Linked DNA regions of Homo sapiens: region 2 is linked to region 1. The links are chromatin contacts, found by Hi-C or POLR2A ChIA-PET in ENCODE. All regions are on one chromosome and are shown on one strand. Each heading gives the region's core, a stretch centred on a gene start or an enhancer-like site at or near the end of the contact. The rest is flanking DNA. Distances are from core to core; before and after follow the strand shown.

Region 1 (7,257 bases), core at 1,841-4,340:
GGTCCCCAAAAGCTACCTGTCATCTCTATGATTCTTGAAATTCTGCCAAATCCCAACCTATTATTGCCCTTTTACAGGAATTTGCTGGGTTTTTTCCTTTGGCTTAGTTTTTAATGCATTGTTTTATTGATAATCATGTTGTAAATAAATATTAGCTTACATGGGAAGCCATTCACAGCAAACTGTTAGGAGAAAAAAAGCAGATTACAAAACAAAATGAACTCAAGTTTATCTTCAAAACACACATATACATTTAAAATGTAGGAGAAGATAGGCTGGGTGCAGTGACTCACGCCTGTAATCTCAGCACTTTGGGAGGCTGAGGTGGGTGGATGGCTTGAGGCCAGGAGTTCCAGATCAGCCTGGCCAACATGGTGAAACCCAGTCTCCACTAAAAATACAAAAATTAGCCAGGTGTGGTGGTGCATGCCTGTAATCCCAGCTACTTGGGAGGCTGAAGCAGGAGAATTGCTTGAACCTGGGAGGCAGAGGTTGCAGTGAGCTAAGAGTGCGCCACTGTCCTCCAGCCTGGGCAACGGAGTGAGACTCTGTCTCAAAAAAAAAATTAAAATTAAAAAATTAGAAGTAAATAAATGAATATTAATGGCCAAAATTGAGTCTCATGGCCACCTGTAGACCAGTCACTGGCCAAGGAGAACGTGATGATCATGACTAGTTCCACCCAGTGATGTTTCATCACCCAGGGCTGGAATGGAAGCTGGGTAGGGCATGAGTAGGGAATGGATGATATTTGACTACAAAGTGGTTTTTTTTCTTTTTTTGCCAGAAATGTTCCCATGGCACTACAGACCATTTAAATCCCTGTCTTCCAGCTGCCCCTCCCCACTACAAGATCTCCAGCAGCAGCAGCTAGGTGTTATCAGCACCACGCATGGCTGATTCTTTGGGAATAATGGCAGAATGCCGGCCATTAGGATGAAGGATGGATGGCCACGTTGTTGGCAGACTAAAGGGCCAGATGCAGCTTCAGACACATGGAGGGTTCTGGAAAGGGAGAGACTTTGTAAGCCGAGTTTCCAGAAAAGACGTTCAGGAGGCAGGGAATAGGACCTTGAAGGATGCACCCCTCTCTCTAGTTTTATTAGTTCTTCTCATAGATTTATTTATCCTTATGAAATAATTTCCTTCACTTATATGCATTCTCTCTGGATTTGATTAACTTTTTAGAGGTTTTGTCATGGGGGGTTGAACCCATTTGGATCTAAACTTGAGCTTTTGGAGGATTTTGTTTTGTCATCTGTGTGGTTTTAGCTCCCTAAATTGAGCTGTGCCAATCCTGGGATCTGTTCCCCCTGCATCCTGCCATCTGGTGTGATCTCTGTTTTCCTCAGACAATAATCCTGCAATTGTTTCCTTTCCAATCCCCCGACTAAGGCTGTTTTGAGAGCTGCTTTTCTTCCACATTTGCTCTTTCTTACGCCTCTTCTGCAGGAGGCTGAGCTGGCTGGGTTCCTTGACGTGGCCCGCATCATTCAGACCAGACTCAGTGGCATCTGCTTGTGGCTGAATGGATGGAGGGTGAACAGGTGTCTCAGCTGGGAAATTAATCCTTGGCTAACGCCAGTGAGCCTTGTCACTCATGCAACATTTCATTTTACCCACAAGATTAAAAAGCTTCCTGAGCCAAACACCATTTCTTATACCTTTCGTATCCTCACAGCACCTAATAACATGGCCTCACATGGAGCAGGGGTTCCATAAATATTTATTAGTATCCTAATCTTTCACCACTAAGGTAGTGTTAACACCGATGATGAGCTTGTGAGTCAGGTTGCATATGACACCAAATGAGAGCTGAAATGCAAAAAGTGCAGAAAAAAAAGAAAGATGCAACAATATGACTTCTGTTTACCCTAACTTATCTCTGATTTTCTTTTCTGCACTGCTGGCTAATTGGGAACCATGCACATGAACAACTCTCAAGATGTGTGAACAACAAACATAAGAAGAAAGAACAGAAAGCAGCCTGAGGAAGTGAGCGGGAATTGCTCCCTTAACTCTGTTTCCTGGGTGTCTCAGGAGCACCAGACCTGGCCTGATACTGCACATATGCACCCTCCCATCCCCCGGACAGCACTGAGATGGGAGGGGCATAACTCCCGTTTTATTGCTGAGATACTCAAGTACGAGGTGGTTGAATTACTCACCCAAGGTCACGGAGCTGGCTGTTGGCAGATGTGAGCCTGTTCTCTGATCTGTCCCTTAGGGGACACAATTCAGGCCAGTGCTCTCTGCAGCCCAAGATGGAACAATGAGAAGCTGCCCTGTGGCTGATTATCATGCCTGGCTTGTGGCCTCTTCTCACTGTTGCCCAGTGTAACTCTGCATATTTAGTCCATCTCCACTGATTCACACTACAAGAAAAGCCAACTTCCACCTAGGAAACTAGTATCTTAGTCCATTCTGGCTGCTATAACAAAATACCATAAACTGGGTGGCTTATAAATAGCAGAAATTTATTGCTCACAGTTCTAGATGCTGGGAAGTCCAAGCTCAAGGTGCCAACACATTTTGTGGCGTCTGGTGGGGGCCTGCCTCCCGATTCACATGTGATGTCTCCTCACTCTGTTCTCACATGGCAGAAGGGGCAACGAGCTCCCTTGGGCCTCTTTGATAAGGGCACTAATCCCATTCATGAGGGTGCCACCCTTGTGACCTAATCACCTCCTAAAGGCCTCACCTCCTAATACCATCACATTGGGGATTAGGATTTCAACATATGAACTTTTGGGGGACCCAAACTTTCAAACCATACCAACTAGCTTGACTCTAACATGCAGACCTGGGGCCAACTTGGAGCACTTGCCCCACAGCTGGCTTTTCTCTCACCTGGCTTCTAGGGTGACATCTAGTTAGAGGCTTGGTGGTCACTATAGGGTCATAAGCTTGTCTGCCAAGAAGTTTTTAATAGATGCCCCTGAACTTGCCTTGCAGGAAGCTCCTCTGTTTCCTAGCTTGGGGATGGCTCTTCCCACACTTTTTCTCTCCCTGCAGTTAAAGCAATCTCTGGCAAGGCCATTACATAAGCAGTGTCCCTTGCCAGCTGTCACCAAGGCCACCGGAAAAATCAAGACATATGTAAGCCAGCAATGGCTCACCAGAGGCTGGACAGCCCCGCATGCTCATTACCCCCTGCTTGGAGCTGGGTTTGAGCCCTCTCATGACTGCCAGCCCTGGATTTTTCCAAAACATAAAAAACCACAGTGATAGGCATTTGCTGCAGATTTTTTTCTTTTCTTTCTTTCTTTCTTTCTTTCTTTTTTTTTTTTTGAGATGGAGTCTCGCTCTGTCTCCCAGTCTGGAGTGAAGTGGCGCATTCTCGACTCACTGCAAACTCTGCCTCCTGGGTTCAAGCAATTCTCCTATCTCAGCCTCCCGAGTAGCTGGGATTACAGGCACACGGCCCCACACCCAGCTAATTTTTGTATTTTTATTAAAGATGGGGTTTCGCCATGTTGGCCAGGCTGGTCTTGAACTCCTGACCCCAAGTGATCCACCCGCCTCAGCCTCCCAAAGTGCTGGGATTACAGGCGTGAGCCATTGTGCCCGGCCAACTGCAGATTTAAAACCAATTGAGACACTGGGGAGGTAGAACACAGGCTAGAAACATTACCCTGAAAGCCATCTGTCCCTTTTGGTTCCTGATTTCTTCCTGAGGTCAAGGTCATGTACTTGTTCCTATTTCCACATCCCACCTTGTATTAGTCCATTGTGTGTTGCTATAAAGGAACACCTGAGGCTGGGTAATTTATAGGAAAAGAGGTTTATTTGGCTTATGGTTCTGCAGGCTGTACAGGAAGTATGGCATCAGCATCTGCTTCTGGTGAGGCCTCAAGAAACTTCCACTCTGGCCAGGCATGGTGGTTCACGCCTGTAATCCCAGCACTTTGGGAGGACGAAGCAGGCGGATCACTTGAGGTCAGGGGTCCAAGACCAGCCTGGCCAACATAGTGAAATCCCGCCTCTACTAAAAATACAAAAATTAGCCGAGCATGGTGGCACACACCTATAGTCCCAACTACTCGGGAGGCTGAGGCACAAGAATTATTTGAACCCAGGAGGCGGAGTTTGCAGTGAGCCGAGATTGTGCCATTGTATTTCAGCCTGGGCAACAGGGCGAGACTCTCTCTCAAAAAAAAAGAAGCTTCTGCTTGTGGCAGATGGTGAAGGGAGAGTGGGTGCACCACATGAGAGAGTTCTCCGATTCTAACGGCCAGCTCCCATGTGAAGTAATTGAGCAAGAACTCACTCATTGCTGTGAGGAGGGCACCAAGCCACTCATGAGGGATCCACCCCATGACCCAAACACTTCCCACCAGGCCCCATCTTCAACACTGGGGGTCACATTTCAACATGAGAGTTGGAGGGGGAAAATATGCAAATGATATCTCCCTTCTCCCACCACCAGCTGCATGACTGTGAGTGAGTCATTTGGCCTCCCTGGGCCTCTGCATCCTCACCTGAAAAATGAATGAAACCATCACCAGGGTCCCCTTCATTCTGGAGCTCAGTTTGTTCTAGTGTGGGCTGGCCTGGAGCACCCCTTCCTCCCCTCTGTCTATCAGATCCTGCAAGACCTGGGCATGAAGCCGGTGCCCACACCTGGCGTGTGGATGGCCAGGGGTATTTCCTCGCAGCTCTTAGGTGAGGGACCACACCGTTTGTTGGAGCCAGAAGTGAGTATGTGACCCCTAGATTCATTCTACCAGGTATTAGGTGGCCACAGGGCTTCCCATACCAGGTCCCCAAATTCCAACTGGTTTATTTACAGAGCCCTTTGTCTACATCATCTCACTTGCAGCCTCCCCATGAAAGCAGCAAAATCCCCAGTGTGAGGATTCCTGATCTGCAGATGAGGGAGATGGTTGGGTGGGAGGGAGAAGTGACTGAGGACAGCAGTGTCATAGATTACAACCGCTGCGTCCTCCACCTGACCCACTTAAAGAAGGGAAAGGAGGAGGGATTGGGGAGGGTTCACTCTGCATCGCCCGCACACTGATGCCACGGCTCACCCTTCCAGGCTAGCACCTGCATTAGCCAACACTACTGGGAGGTAGCAGAGCTGCCATCCAACCCTCCTGGATGGCTGCACTCTTCTTCAGCCCTCCAGCCCCTGGTGTGCTCCGTCCCACACAGAGAGAGCCAGCAGGAAGGAGGGCAGCCAGGTCCCTGTAGGTGACAAGATGAGTGAGCTGTATCTAAGAACTCGGCAGCTCAGGGTTCAGAAAGAGCCGAGGTGTGAGCCTTCAAGAGACAGGCTCAACGTGAGTCAGTTTCCCCCTCTGGCAGGTAGGGTAATGGATATTTCAGAGTTTCATAAGAAGGAGGCAAATCTACGCAAAATGCCCAGCACAAGGTTTGTCAATAAACAACCGTAATACTCTCTGCGCTCCCTGTGACTATCAGGCTGGGACCTTGCAAGCCACACCACACTTTGAGGCAGCAAAGATCCCAGCCTCTTTGGCATTCCAGTTGCATAATCTTTTTGTTGTTGTTGTTGTTGTTGTTTGAGTCAGCGTCTCGCTCTGTTGCCCAGGCTGGAGTGAAGTGGTGCCATCATAGCTCACTGCAGCCTCCAACTCCTGGGCTCAAGCAACCCTCTTGCCTTGGTCCCTCAAATAGCTGGGGACTACAAGCAACACCATGCCTGGCTAATTTTTTTAGCCAGAGATGGAGTCCCACTCTGTCACCCAGGGTGGAGTGCAGTGGCACAGTCTCAGCTCATTGCAGCCTCTGCTACCTGGGTTCAAGCGACTCTCCTGCCTGGCTAATGTTTTATTTACAATTTTGAAACTGGAGTTAAGAGTCAAAGATGTACAATAAATCTAGTAAAGTGAAACCCAAAACAACTTCTAGAAAAGGGGAAAAGTCGGGCCAGGTGCAGTGGCTCACGCCTATAATCCCAGCACTTTGGGAGGCCGAGGTGGGTGGATCACCTGAGGTCAGGAGTTTGAGACCAGCCTGGCCAACATGGCGAAACCCCATCTCTACTAAAAATACAAAAAAATTAGCTGGGCATTGTGTCGGGTGCTTGTAATCCCAACTATTCGGGAGGCTGAGGCAGGAGAATCGCTTGAACTCAGGAGGTGGAGGTTGCAGTGAGCCGAGACTGTGCCATTGCACTCTAGCCTGGGCAACAAGAGTGAAACTCTGCCTCAAAAAAAAAAAAAAAAAAAAAAAAAAAGCTGGGGGGAAGAGTGACAAAAACAAAAAGATGACCATGAGAAGAAGGGCATTTTTAAAAAAAAAGGATTAACAGAAGGGGTTAAGATTGAGGCTTTTGGGGAGCAGCTGGTAAACAGAAAAAGAAATTGGCTAACAAATAATTTGGATGAAAATTATGTAGTAAAGAGATTGGAAAAAATACGGCTTCAGAACAATAATGAACCATTTTTGATAAAAGCTAGTTCCTGGAATGGATTGCCTCTCATTTGTATTATATCAAAAGCTGTTTGGTAATTTAAGGGCAGCTGGTGAAGATCTGGTGAAAGATCACAAACAGAAGGACTAAAAGAAAGGACTCAAGGAGAACATTCTCTCAGTCTGAAAAAAATACAGTCGGATTTGTATGCTGAAATGCCCCCAAAACAAATGATTCTGAGAAATGAAACCACTAACAGAAATGAGTTGAGAAAATGAACGTAATGGAGTATCTCAGAGTTAGGAGAGGACGGCTGAAAAGAATAAAAAGGAGATTCAAGTGGAGCTCAGAGAGAGAAGAAAGACAATCCGCAGGGTGGACCCAAGCAAAGGGCTTTTGTCTGAGGTTTATGCAATGAATCGTGGCTTCAGTGAGCTGATTCCTGGTATACATTGCACTACATTTGGCCAGAACAATGATTGCTGCCTTTTTTTTTTTTAACTCACAAAAATCAAAGTATTGTGTAGCTTTTTCCACCTGCCTGAGGCTCCAGGTTATGAAAAGAAAAGGATGAATCATAAGTAAGAATATAGCTTTGATGAAAAAGCCCTCTATCATATGATGACATGATCAGTTTAACAAGACCCATGGTGTCTGTCTGACGGAGACATGACTATTTTTGGACTTTACGTAGCAGAATTCTTGTATCACAAGAATATTCATAGATATGTGTGATACGGGTCCACTTTGAGCATCTGAAAGTTCAGTTCTGGGTGCAGTCTGGTTTTTGTATGTGTTCTTGTAGTAGCAGTTTATTGCATAAGGAATAATTACTCCAGGGTTTTTGAAAAAAAAAAAAATTAAGTAGCAGTAGT
Region 2 (7,257 bases), core at 2,912-5,411, 58 kb after region 1:
CCAGGTAGGGGGATCCGAAGGCCCTGCTCAGCTTGCGGGTCTTGTGTTCCCATCGTGCAACCTAAACCGTGAGCAGAGAACAAGAACGAGATATTTCCTGGGGAGACTCCAGGGTGGGGGTGGGGAGCACATGCCTCTCTCTGCTTCCCAGGCTCCAAAGCCCCCATTTCCAAAGAAGAAGAATTACACGGGAGCAACAACCACATGCACCCCAGCTGCACATTATCTGCCCTAGAGCAAGTTCCACAGGGATTTTCACACTTGCTCAGTTCATCTGGACGGACAACAAGGTCCTTCTGGAAACAACTCTTCAACCAGACACAGCCATGAACCCACCAAGAGGCAGAAAGAGACGTCTGGTGGAGAAGATCTGTCCCTGGGGAGACACATGGGGTCTGACCTCAGGCCCTACCTGGGAGCTGCTGAGTGCATCCCACAGACTCTAAAAGGGCCCCAGCAGAACTGCCAGAGGAGCCCATGGCTGCAGGAGCACGCGGCCTTCAGAGCACAGGCCCAAATTTCCGCTGGGGGCCTCACAAAGTGTCCATCACAGGCGCAAAGCAAAGCAAAGAAAACCCCTCACCCTCCTCCCTCTGCCCAAGTGCTCTTCTCAAGGCACAGACTTTCAAACAGTGACTTTTAGCCTCAGAATCCTTTTACTTTGTTTTTTTTCAAACTAATCACATCTGGAATCTCAACATCTGGCCACCAACGGTGGAGAGAAGGGAGCTCTTCCTGCCTGCCTGCTGTTTCCACAGTCCTGAGCTGGTTATCGCCCGGGCCTGGCCCAGCACACTGAGGAAGGAACGGAGAGGAGGGGAGGGGGCAAGGAGGATGCAAAAAGACAAGCATGCAGCCTGGGGTCAGGGGCTGGGCTCTAGGTATGTGAGCAAGTTGTCTGTGGGCCCAGAGTAGGCGCCTGTGTGTGCACAGGAAGAGCCTCAGAGGCCTGCTCCCAGCCACCTACCTCCACCCCAGCCCCAGCGATGACTGCTGCCTGCTCCACTTCCCAAGTGGACCTGCCTTTCCCAGCAGTTGCGGCAGGAGAGTGATTAGCGATGATTTCCTCAAGGCCACTGACTCCCAGAAGGTGGCTCCCTAGTGAGTCCTCTGGCCCCTGTCCTCAGAGCTCCTTGGCAGTGGCAGGCTAGGGGGCAGCAGATGGCGGGGGGCAGGGTATGCCAAAGTTTACAGGAAGGAGAAGTGAAGGAGGTAGCTCCCGGGCCTTCCCCTCAACCAGCTGTTGGCACTGCAGCCAATTCTCCCAGAAGGTAAGCAGGCCCTAGTCCAGGTCTCAGCAGGTGGCCGCTGCTGACTCTGTGGGAAGCTCAAAAGGCGGAAGGAATAAGCGCTGCAGGGGTGAGGAGGGGGCTGCGGTGACCTTGCTGGGAATGTGTGGGGTGGGGTGGGGGCAGAAGAGGAGCAGTCTGCAGAGAGCACCGCGGGGGCCCAGGACCACAGCCTGCTTTGTTTTGTTTTGTTCCAATTCTGAGATAAAATTCAAAGTAGTTTTTAGCTATGCAACCATCACCACGGTCTAAGTCCAGAACATTTCATCACCCCAAGTAGAAACCCCGTCCTCCCCATCCCCCATCTGCCGGCCCCTGGCAACCACTCATCGCTTTCCGTTGCTATGGATTCACCTATTCTGGACGTTTCATATAAACTGAATCACACACTACATGGTCTTTTGTGTCTGGCTGCTTTGACTTTATGTAACGTTCTCAAGGTTCGTCTGTGCCACAGTGCGTAAATGCACTTCATTCCCTCTTACGGCTGAATACGACTCCAGTATATAAAGATTTTGTCCACCGGTTCAGCAGCTGATGGACACTTAGGTTGCGTTAGCAGCACTGTCCACGGTGACCAAGGCCAAAGCCAAGCAACATACGGGCGCTTGCTAGGAACAATCGTGCCCAAGTGTTTTGTGGATGTGTGTTTTCAGTGCTCTCAGGTATACACCTAGGAGTGGAATTGCTGGGTCACATGGTAAATCTATTTATTGAAGAGCTGTGAAACTGTTTGCCACAGTGGCTGCCCCATTTTCCAGCCCCACCAGCAATGCATGAAGATTCTAGTTTCTCCACATCCTCCCCAACACCAGTTATTTTCCCTTTTCAAAAATTATAGCCTTCAGGGGTGGGGGACACTGGGCATGGTGGCTTACACCTCTAATCCCAGCACTTCGGGAGGCTGAGGTGAGAGAATTGCTTGAGCTTAGGAGCTCAAGACCAGCCTGGGAGACATAGTGAGACCCTGTCTCTCCAAAAAAAAAAAAAAATAATAAAAAAAATTAAGTTAGCCAGAAGATTGCCTGAGCCTAGAAGGTTGAGGATGCAGTAAGCCAAGATGGCACACCACTGTACCCCAGCCTGAAGACAGAGCAAGACCCTGTCTCAAAAACAAAGAAAAGAAAAAAAATTCTGTAGCCATCCTAGTGGGTGTCAGGTGGCTTTGGTCTGCATTTCCCTAATGATAAAGAAATACCTTTCCAGCTGGGCGTGGTGGCTCACGCCTGTAATCCCAGCACTTTGGGAGGCCGAGGCAGGTGGATCATGAGGTCAAGAGATCCAGACCATCCTGGCTAACACGGTGAAACCCTGTCTCTATTAAAAATACAAAAATTAGCCGGGAGTGGTGGTGTGCATCTGTAGTTCAGCTACTCGGGAGGCTGAGGCAGAAGAATTGCTTGAACCTAGGAGGCGGAGGTTGCAGTGAGCCGAGATCGCGCCACTGCACTCCAGCCTGGCAACAGAGCAAGACTCCATCTCAAAAAACAAAAACAAAAACAACAAAAACCTTTCCTTCAAGGGTTCTCTCTGCCATCCTCAGCCTCCCATACAGCCCCCCTCCCCCAACAGACCCAGGCCACACCTGTCCCTTAGCCTCGGAAAGAGCTGATGCTAAATGAGCTTTCAGAACAATCTAACGACAACAGAAAAGCATCAAGCAAGACTAACCCATGTGGGAAAGAAAAAGAGGAAACCACGCCTTGCCTCCCAGCGAACTGGTATTCGATGGGGCTGTTATTCCGAGGCAATCGATAAACCAGCAGCCAGCAGGACTCCCAGAACTTCCTTCCCTGCCTGGCAGCACCACCGTGTCCTCACTGGGAGCCCAGCTGCTCGTTTCATCCAACAATGAGCGGGTGCCGGACGCAGTCGCCTCCCAGGGCCATGCATGTGAGCCCTTAGTAGGCAGCGGCGTGGCCCAGCACTCTGCTCTCACTGCTCCTGGTTTTTGCCTGTCTTCTAGATTTCCAGAATCCTAGAGTGGGGATTCATTTGCCCAACACTCCGTGACCCTGGCTCAAATTTCCTCTCCCCGGCACTGCCAGGACCCTCCAGGTAAATGTAAGCTTCAGATAAACAACAACCTGGCCAGGCACAGTGGCTCACGTCTGTAATCCCAGCACTTTGGGAGGCCGAGGTGGGAGGATCATGAGGTCAGGAGTTCGAGACCAGCCAGGCCAACATGGTGAAACCTCATCTCTATTAAAAATACAAAAATTTAGCTGGGCACAGTGGTGTGCACCTGTAGTCCCAGCTACTCAGGAGGCTGAGGCAGGGGAACCGCTTGAACCCGGGAGGCAGAGGTTGCAGTGAGCTGAGATCGTGCCACTGCACTCCAGCCTGGGTGACAGAGCGAAACTCTGTATCAAACAACAAACAAACAAACAAACAATGTTTTGGTGCAACCTGTCCCATGGGACTGCTTTTAATCCTAAAACAGTCTGTGCTGTTGACCTGGAACCCTAATGCAACCGGGCCCTGGGTGTGTGTTTGCTCCATTCAGTAGCCCAGCCTCTCCCACACCCTGGCAAGGAGTTCCCAGCTGAGCTCTGGAACACACAGGTCTCCTCCCCAAATGCCGGCTCCTTTTCTTTTTTTGCAAATCTCACCCACAGCCTCTACCCTAGGGCAGAAGAGACAGGCCCAAGGCAAGTGGAGTGGGAGGAAAACAGGAATGGGGTCGAGACCCAGGGACACCATCCTGGCCTTGACATTCGCCAAAAGCCGACAGCACTTCATAGGCAAATCACTCAGCTGCCCGCTACCTAAACTGAGTCAGCTGCAAAGTACGAAAAACAGGACGGACAGTACCCCCCACCCCGATCCCCGGCCAGCGTGGAAGGAGGGGTAGAGCAGGTGAGGGATGAAAGGCTCCTAGCCCTGGCATGTGGCCCAGGACATGTGAGAGCGCCCGTCTCTCCCCCTATCCGTGGCTCAGAGCAGGGACTGTGTCTGATTTCCTTCTGGGTCCCACTCAGATGGGAACGGCCTCTGCCCATGCACATGCCCGTGGTGCCCGTCTGGCCTGAGGTGGCAGCTCCGGCCTCTGTCTCCACGCCAGGACCCATGCTTCTTCCCTGCCCTTTCCAGGGTGCTATTCTTGGTGTCCTTGGACTCAGAGGTTGTAACTGGCAGCCCAAGATGTGTTCTGGTCAAACTCATAGCATGTTTAAAATATTTGGATCAACAATTAAACACTCAGCGTTTTTCACATAAAAGCCAAGGCTTCTCAAATCTTGGCAATGAACACAGCCTCCCACCCCACAAGGCCTACACCAGCCCAGCTATGCAGTAAGGGCCCAAGAAGCACGACCCCCTTCTGGGAACAAGACCCTTTCCTAGAGACTTCCTATTGGTCTCTCAAATTTCCTACGCATCCTTGAAGTGAGGCCGCAGAAAGTCGAGTTTTTTATTTTTGTTTATGTTTTTAGACGGAGTTTCGCTCTTGTTGCCCAGCCTGGAGTGCAACGGCGCAATCTCGGCTCACCACAACCTCCGCCTCCCGGGTTCAGGTGATTCTCCTGCCTCAGCCTCCCGAGTAGCTGGGATTACACGCATGCGCCACCATGCCCGGCTAATTTTGTATTTTTAGTAGAGACGGGATTTCTCCATGTTGGTTAGGCTGGTCTCAAACTCCCGACCTCAGGTGATCCGCCCGCCTCGGCCTCTCAAAGTGCTGGGATTACAGGAGTGAGCCACTGTGCCCGGTGAGGGTAGAATTTTTAAATCCCTCTTTGAAGTGAGACACGGCTCCTTCGCACTCACTGAAGGACTGATGGGCAAGTGTCCACCCCAGTGCCCAGCAGGGCAGCTCGTGGCTCCCAGCGCCAGGTTCTGGGCTCAAACACCGGCTCCTCTACTTGCAGCTTGGAGCTTGGGCAGGTTATTTCCTTTCTCTCTGCCTGTTTCCTGATCTGTAAAATGGAGCTAATAATACTCTCGACTGCGTCACAGAGCTGCTGTGCGGATTAAGCGAATTCCTGCCCATGAAATGCCTGGAACGATACTACACCAGGCACATGGGCGCATGGCGGTGCTGCTGTTTGTTTTGTTTTGGAATGGGCAAAAGGGTGAGAGTCAAGAGGCTAAGTCCAAGCTATTGGCCTGACAGGCCCCGGCAAAGCTGATGAAGAAAGTCTGTTGTGAAGCAGTGTCCCCAGGGAGAGGACAGGCAGACAGACCTGTGCCACACTGGGCTCGCCGGCTGCCAGGCCTCTCCCCTCTGCGGCCAGCCCTTGATGGACTCTCAGAAGCTCCTCCTCTCTCACCTTGTCCTTCCCTGGCTAAATCTGCCTAATACCCAGCTGCAGTGGTAGGTCCCATCTGGATTCCACAGCCAGGACCCCCCCACCACCTGGCCCAGGGCTCCCAGCCTAGGCACCTGGGGGTCTAGAATGCCCCAAGCAAAGGGCTAGTGCTTCGCATTGGTAATGAATGCTGGGGAGGAGCTGGTGTTTCCACGAGCTTTGCCAAGGGCCCACGGAACCACTGAAGGAGCCCATCCCTTTTGTTTAGAGGACGTGGGCCGTGCGCCAGCACAGAGGGGCTCATGAGCTCCAAGCTTCCTTCTGCCTTCCTGCTTTTGCCTCCCGAACCGCCCCCATCTCGCTTCTACAGCTGGACCCACCCCTCTGCCTGCCTGACTGGCCCCCTTTCCAGCCCCAGGAGCCGCAGCCAGTGCCTTCTCACTCCTGAACTCCTGCCTTGCGGCTCCGGCAAGATGTGGCTGTGGCCTAACAGTTCACACTGTGTCCACCTCTGCCTGCACTATGCTGAATCCCACGTGGGGCTACCACCCGAGGAGGCACTCAACAAGCACGGGTCTGTGTGGAATGATGGATACATCAGCGCTCCGAGGCCTTCTCTCCTCTCCTCTTTCCCTCGCCTTGCAGGGAGCCAGGAAGGGAGGGGGCCACTAGCTGGGCTCCATGAAGAGAGGAGGGGCCCTAAGGCCCCCAGGGTACCTGTAGGTGACATACAAATGTCTGAGTGAGACGTCCCCGGGGCAGCAGGGAGTCTGCCCATGACTCCTGTCTCTCCCTCATCCCACCCTGGCCCCCCAGAACCTATGAGAGGTCAGGGACCTCAGAGGCGGTGGAGCCCAGCCCTCCATTGGCCTTCTGAACAGAAACTCAGGGCTCCACTGGCATCAGGAGGTGGGATTCAGGATCCCCCAGTCCCACTGGAGTTGACAAGGATGGCTGAGGCTGCCAAGGCTACTGGGCATCCCCTAGGCCGGCCCCGATGGCCCAGGCCCAGCAGCATGAGGACAGCCCATCGAGGCATTTCCTCCCCAGCCCCAGATCAAGGTCACTGTGATACCGTCACATAAGCTTCATGTGCACGCCAAGTGCTGTCCACACCGCGCATCCCAGCGGGGCCTGGACCCCTCTCCCTTCTCACCAGGGCTCATAGTGGATGGGGTGTGTTTGTGGGAGCTCAGCAGAGCCCAGCACAGGACCCAGTCACTGCCAGCTAGGCAGGCCCTGGGCCAGCAAGCAAGTGCATATATGAACAGGCGGCTCTCCGAGGTCGCACCGTGTCAGCCCCCTCTGCTCTGCACACGCTAGGCCCAGCCGGCCCGGTGACCTGGATCACACCTGCCCTTCCCAACACCCAGTTCCACCTGTCCTGCCAGGTGTGCACAGCCCTGGCTCCTTTCAGATCTGCCCCAATCTGGCCAGTGCTGCTGAACCTGGGCCAGGGCCTCTCCAGGACATAGGACCAGTGGCAGCTCAGGGCAGCATCCAAAGCGTCCCACAGCACATGGCTCAACTGCCCTTCCACGTGACACAGCCTGCTCGAGGGCTCCAACAGTCATTGTCTCCAACAGATCAACAGACCTGCCCACTCCACCAGCTAGTCCAGTGAATCAATCCCTGTCCAAGGTGCACCCAAGCTCTCGCCCTGCAGTGAGCACACTAGTGCCAGAGAGCAGGTCCCAGCACCAGCTGCCCACTTCCAG

The links. Hi-C counts contacts between places; a loop is a spot of excess contacts on that map. ChIA-PET counts read pairs that join two places held with the same protein, here RNA polymerase II (POLR2A).
Region 2: a map of endothelial cell of hepatic sinusoid shows a loop between it and region 1 (7-fold over the local background). The contact joins two enhancer-like sites. A Hi-C loop is called at or near these places in 2 of 168 maps with a recorded cell type or tissue (endothelial cell of hepatic sinusoid and endothelial cell of umbilical vein). POLR2A ChIA-PET finds 5 or more read pairs at or near these places in 3 of 52 experiments (PC-9, T-cell and naive thymus-derived CD4-positive, alpha-beta T cell).

What each region holds. Positions count from the first base shown.
Region 1 is chr17:17,465,766-17,473,022 of GRCh38, forward strand. No RefSeq gene overlaps it. Among named protein-coding and RNA genes, the nearest start is that of MED9, 7.6 kb to the right of the region's middle. Within about 2 kb of position 3,091, at least 5 of the 41 ENCODE cell types and tissues checked have a DNase peak (open chromatin) inside an H3K27ac peak, as active enhancers do.
Region 2 is chr17:17,522,335-17,529,591 of GRCh38, forward strand. PEMT (phosphatidylethanolamine N-methyltransferase) reads right to left here. Exons shown (of 7, transcript NM_148172.3): 3 at 1-61. Among named protein-coding and RNA genes, the nearest start is that of RASD1, 30 kb to the left of the region's middle. Within about 2 kb of position 4,162, at least 10 of the 41 ENCODE cell types and tissues checked have a DNase peak (open chromatin) inside an H3K27ac peak, as active enhancers do.